Linked DNA regions of Homo sapiens: region 1 is linked to region 2. Evidence: read pairs that join two places in POLR2A ChIA-PET (ENCODE). Cell type or tissue: PC-3. All regions are shown on one strand. Each heading gives the region's core, and the rest is flanking DNA. Links, peaks and the distances in the headings are about the cores only. Region 1 has its middle 23 kb from the start of GATAD1. Region 2 overlaps FAM133B (family with sequence similarity 133 member B).

Region 1 (2,919 bases), core at 240-2,739, 140 kb after region 2:
GTGCAAACACATTTCGTTATGGAGAGTGGATTCCACGTCTAGTTCACAAAGTCGTGTGCAAGAAGTTTATATTTCTTTATTCTTGTAAAATGTATTTTATTTCTTCTTGAAGTCCCACTGGAAGCAGAACCCATCTCTGAGCGAGGTTCTCCCTCATTTCCACAGCTTGAGATGCATCTCAGCTCATGAGGGCTTTCCCAGCACCGCAGAGTCAGGGGCTGAGAGGGCTCTCCTGATTTAACTGCGGCTTGGTTCCTGGTCCCGCGTTCCGGGTTCCCCAGCGCCTCATTGTGGTGGCTTCCACTCACAAGGCTTCGCCACATCTGCCCATTTTCTGTCGTTGGTGCCACCCTAGACCACAGAACCCAGGGTGGCTCCCTTTCTTGCAGCCAATTCCTTTCTGTGCTGCCCACAGAAACCCCAGGATCGTGCCAGCTCTCAGCAGGTACCTGAAGCTCCTAGATTTTTCTAAACCTGAATAGAACTCGAATTTCCACCAGTTTCCCTGCATTCCAACTCAGGGCTTAGCTCCCCAAAGGTCGCAGGGCTCCTCCCCAGGGACCCGGCATCCTCCAGGAGTCAGGCGGGTCAAGCCAAACCTCTTGCCTCCCGGAGGTGTGGTCTCTCTGAAGCTCACAGATAGTAACTCCGAGAGTGTTTGGGTCCTCTTATGAAAACCCAGAACCGTCTCAGTATGATTCAGGAGATTGTCAGCAAACAATTCTTTCTTTTTTTTTTTGGAGACGAAGTCTCTCGCTCTTGTCGCCCAGGCTGGAGTGCAATGGCACGATCTCGGCTCACTGCAACCTCCGCCTCCCAGGTTCAAGCGATTCTCCTGCCTCAGCCTCCCGAGTACCTGGGATTATAGGTGCATACCACCACGCCCGGCTAATTTTTGTATTTTTAGTAGAGATGGGGTTTCACCATGTTGGCCAGGCTGGTCTAAGAAATCCTGACCTCAGGTGATCCGCCTGCCTCGGCCTCCCAAAGTGCTGGGATTACAGATGTGAGCAACCGCGCCCGGCCAGCAAACGATTCTTTTTTGGGGAAGGTTGGCATTTCTTCCCAAGCAGTGTTGATCATTCTTTCACGGGAAGATTTATTTACCAATTGATTTATTCCCCATCTGATTCCAAATAAGACTTGAGGTGGCTTATAAAAATATCCATAATATACGAAGATAAGATCAATTAATGGAGAAATCTGATGAAAGGAAAAATGGGCTAGAAAATAAAGATAATGGTTAGATTAGTGTACAAAATGCATCAAGTCCTATGCACGCGTCTGGAGCCTAGGTTTGGTTCTGCGCCCCCTGGTGGTCAAAGTGAGCAAGAACACGTGACCGTCGGTGAGACTCAGCACCAGTACGGTGTAGCGACCCTGGGGATTTACATGCTGGGAGGAATAGCTAGCTCCTGAGGCTGGAGAAGACGGGCTGCCTGCTGTCCACGTTTGGACATTGCCTCACCTGCCAAAGCATGGAGGAGGCTTCCTTAGCTGGTGTGGGTACCCTGTTCACTGCCCGGGCCAGCAGTGGGGTGTCCCAGTTCCTGCACTGACAGCACAGATCACACTCAGAACGGGGCGGGGCTGGAAGCCAGACAGAGGCGGGAATCTGGGAGCCGAGACGGTGGGGGAAGGGCGACAGGAGGGCGTGCTGGTTTCCCAGAAATGTTTGAGTTTTTTACTTAAAAATTTTAAATGGCCTTAACGTTTATTACAAGAGATAAAAGTTATTGGTCTCCAAGGAAGCTCTCATCTCTGAGGTTTTGCTGTTTATCTCAAAGCAAGTAACGGCTTAAAAGAAGAGATATTATACAGGGGCAAAGCATTAGTTATGTTTTCCAGACTTAACCTCATGCCCAAGGGTTAAAAGATATATGGGAAAAAGCCCATTTCAGAAAAGGAGTTGAGGGAAAAAAGGAAAACACATTTCACTGACAACAGCTTTTGTCCCATAGAATTTTGGCCTCTTGAGCCCATGTTCTGAGCTCTTGAAGTCTTCAGACAGTTGTGACTTCCACGGCCTCTTCCTATTCTCTCTTCCACTCTTTCAAAAACCGAAAGCCATTTTCTAGCTTGAAACCATTTCCTCTTCTCTCTCCCTGTCTCCTCCCAGTCGCTCCCAATTACACATACAGTCACACATTTACACACACAACACACAGTCACACACACTCCACACCCCCTCATGCCATTCGCACCACACACACCCCTTACGCCACATACACACACACAGTCACACACACACCACACATTTACACACACCACTCATAGCACATACACACACAGTCATACACACACCACACATTTACACACACTACTCATACCACATACACCACATACACATGCACACTCACACACTTACACATATTACACAGACACACAGGCACACACACCACACACACCTCACTCAAACTCACATATACACCATCCACACCACACACATGTACACCTCCTTCATGTGCTGCTGGAGCTGGAGAAATAGGAAGCAACCGATCCAGTATAAGAGGAAGAAAGTCATCTGGAGAGGAAGGCTGGAAGCAAGCACATTATTAAATATCATTTGTATGGAGACTAGATACACTGTTTTCCCTATAATGGAAATAGAGAAAGCCAACTTAATTAAGTTGTACAAAGTAGAGAATCAGGCAATTACCCACTGGGTTTGGAGATGCCAGAGGGGCAACCCAGGACTTTGGAGACTCCACTTCTTTCCCAGCCTCTGCTCCTGGCCATCCTTGGCCAGCGGGAGTTCAAAGCCTTCTCTCGCAGGCCTCGTACTAGGATGGGCCTTCATTTTTACCCCTGGAGACTGGAGGAGTCTTTCCTGGCTCTGCCCGTGGACCAGTGGGTCAGCCCAGTCTCTGGATTTGCCTCTGGCAGAGCAGCCTTGGAGCTGGGCATGCCTTCAGCCCT
Region 2 (2,919 bases), core at 252-2,751:
AAAAAAAAAAAAAAAATTAGCCAGGCGTGGTGGCAGGTGCCTGTAATCCCAGCTACTCGGGAGGCTGAGGCAGGAGAATCACTTGAACCCGGGAGGCGGAGGTTGCAGTGAGCCAAGATTGTGCCATCACACTCCAGCCTGGGCAACAAGAGTGAAACTCCATCTCAATCAATCAGTCAATGCTGTAACACCAGAAGACATAGAATCTTAAGAAAAAACAAAATGCAGGCTGTAGCAGGTGTATATTACATACGCCCTTCAAAAACCATACAGTGGCATTACAGTATATCTTAAAATCCTGCACAAGAGGCTTGGTGCAGTGGCTCAGCCTCTTGTGGCACCTGTAATCTCAGCAATTTGGGAGGCTATGGCAGGAGAATCAGTTCAGACCAGGAGTTACGACCAGCTTGGGCAACATAGCGAAACCCTATCTCTTTAAAAAAATAAAAAAATTTTATTTTTTAAAATTTAGTTTCTGGGCCAGGTGTGGTGGTTCACGCCTGTATCCCAGCACTTTGGGAGGCCAAGGCAGATGGATCACCTGAGGTCGGGAGTTAAAGACCAGCCTGGCCAGCATGGCAAAACCCTGTCTCTACTAAAAATACAAAAATTAGCCAGACATGGTGGCACAGACCCGCAATCCCAGCTACTCAGGAGGCTGAGGCAGGAGAATCGCTTGAACCGGAAAGGCAGAGGCTGCAGTGAGCCGAGATCACACCACTGCACTCCATCCTGGGCAACAGAGCGAGACTTTGTCAAAAAAAAAAAAATTTTAGTTTCTGTATTGTAAACAGATTCATCACATGAATGTTTAGCAGGCTATTCAAAAGTCGTGGAGGATGTACAGGGCTGTTCAGGACATGGCGTGACAGCATCCCTCATCTCTGCCTGGCTAAATATAGATGTAGTACATCTGCTGTCACCCTTAGTCATTGTAATAACAAGAATAACAATAAAAATATTGTTTCCTAGGTGCTCGGTAAAGAGAGCTAGTGAGTTAGTGATCTCTGTTGTGAGCTTGTGATCTCTAGTGCTTAATGTGTTATATTTTTTTTAGTCCTCATGCTTCCTTTTATTGTTAATTGCATTTTTATGTATTTGTCATGTATTTAATGTCGTAGTCACTTAGCAGCAAAACCACGCAATTCAACATTAGGCAAATTTATAAATATTGTTTTGTATGTAATGTATTAGTGTTGTATTATGTTTGTCTGCTACATGGTAGCAAGTTTAATATGAAATATCTCACATTTGGACTTAACATGTAATACGAAAGTTTATGAAAGCTTTGACAACTTTCAGCTTATTTATTCTTATTTTTTTAGAGGCAGGTTCTTGCTCTATCGCCCAGGCTGGAGGGCAATGGTGCAGTCATAGATCACTGCAGCCTGGAACTCCTGGGCTCAAGTGATTTTCCACTTCACCCTTCCAAGTAGCTAGGACTACAGTCACATGCCACCACACCCCACTAATTTTTAACAAAAATTTTTTTGTAGAGGTGAAGTCTTAACTAGGTTACCCAGGCTGGTCTTGAACTCCTGGCCTCAAGCAATTCTCCCACCTTGGCCTATCAAAGCGCTGGGATCACAGGCACCAGCCGCTGCCCCCGGCCTCAGTTTAATTTAAATCCAGTGTACCACACTCAAAAAGATTGAAATAAAATATAAATGGGATGATAATTCTTACTTAGAATTTTAACCTATTGGCTTTATACTAACTACACTGAATATAGAGCTACCATTTGTTGAGCACCATAGAGTGAGAGAAATACCTGCTGTATTTTAGGCACTTCCCCTTGAGGGTGGATATTATCTACATTTTACAGATGTTGAGAGTAAGATAGGATTCAGACCTTGGAATCTATCTCATTTCAGAGCTGATGTTTTGTTTGCCTGTTTTGAGACAAGGTGTCAGTCTGTCGCCCAGGCTGGAGTGCAGTGGTGCAAACAGGGCTCACTGCAGCCTCAACCTCCTGGGCTCAAGTGATCCTCCCATCTCAACCTTCCAGTTAGCTGGGACTACAGGCACATGCCACTGTGCCCAGCTATTTTTTCTTTTTCTTTTTTTTTTTTCTTGGTAGAGATGGGGGAGCTCTCACTATGTTGCTCAGGCTGGCCTTGAACTCCTGGGCTCAAGCAAGCCTCCTGCCTTGGCCTCCCAAAATGCTGAGATTACAGGCAAGAGCAACCACACTCGGCCTAAAGCTGATGTTTTTTTCCACTGTACCACATTTTTTTAGGTGCTGAAAGGGAATATAAGAGAAGCTGTCTAGAGATTTTACGTCTTAATTGTCCTTCCTTTATGTTTTTTATTGAAACCTCATTGAGATATAACAGGAGTTATTTTAAATGTCCTGTGATTGTCAAAATGTTTTTTACATTTAAATTTTGAAGATGCAAGATAGAGAATGAAAGAAAAATGCCTTGAGTACAAATTACATGTTTGTCTTCTGTTCTCCACAAAAATTTAAACTTTCTAGGTGCGAGCAAAAAAGAAGAAAAGCAGTGAAGAACGAGAAAAAGCAACAGCAAGTATCTCTTAACGTTTTTACAGACAATAGAATAGGTGTTTTGGTTTAATATAAAATGAGTCATGGTAAAGCTTGATTGGATTTACTGGGACCAAATAAGTATTTGTTGGGAAAGGTGTGGTGTGTTCAGCAGCTTCACTTAATGGGTAGGAGAAAGTCAAAATGGTTCAGGAAAAATAAAAAATACCCTGGTAGCAAGCATGTCCTGTTTCCATTTCAGTATTTTACTGTTAGAAATATAAGCTCAGGGCTGGGCGCTGTGTCTCACGCCTGTAATCCCAGCACTTTGAGAGGCTGAGGCAGGTGGATCATGAGGTCAGGAGCTCGAGACCATCCTGGCTAACACGGTGAAACCCCGTCTCTACTAAAAATACAAAAAATTAGCCGGG

The links. Peaks named below come from ENCODE experiments on the same cell type or tissue, not always from the same donor. Only the 100,000 strongest peaks of a DNase experiment are listed, where the experiment ranks them.
Region 1: POLR2A ChIA-PET joins it to region 2 with 8 read pairs; 2 of 35 experiments call an interaction of 5 or more read pairs at or near these places.

What each region holds. Positions count from the first base shown.
Region 1 is chr7:92,423,161-92,426,079 of GRCh38, reverse strand. It overlaps the pseudogene TMBIM7P. Among named protein-coding and RNA genes, the nearest start is that of GATAD1, 23 kb to the left of the region's middle. RefSeq lists a silencer at 1,234-1,353 and an enhancer at 2,611-2,919. In PC-3, for the core only: a CTCF peak has its summit at 1,302 (motif pointing left); a DNase peak (open chromatin) is centred at 1,339; H3K4me3 peaks cover 1,051 bases.
Region 2 is chr7:92,565,622-92,568,540 of GRCh38, reverse strand. FAM133B (family with sequence similarity 133 member B) reads left to right here. Exons shown (of 11, transcript NM_152789.4): 10 at 2,480-2,527. Among named protein-coding and RNA genes, the nearest start is that of FAM133B, 23 kb to the left of the region's middle. In PC-3, for the core only: no CTCF peak of the experiment used is centred there; no DNase peak of the experiment used is centred there; H3K27ac peaks cover 1,499 bases.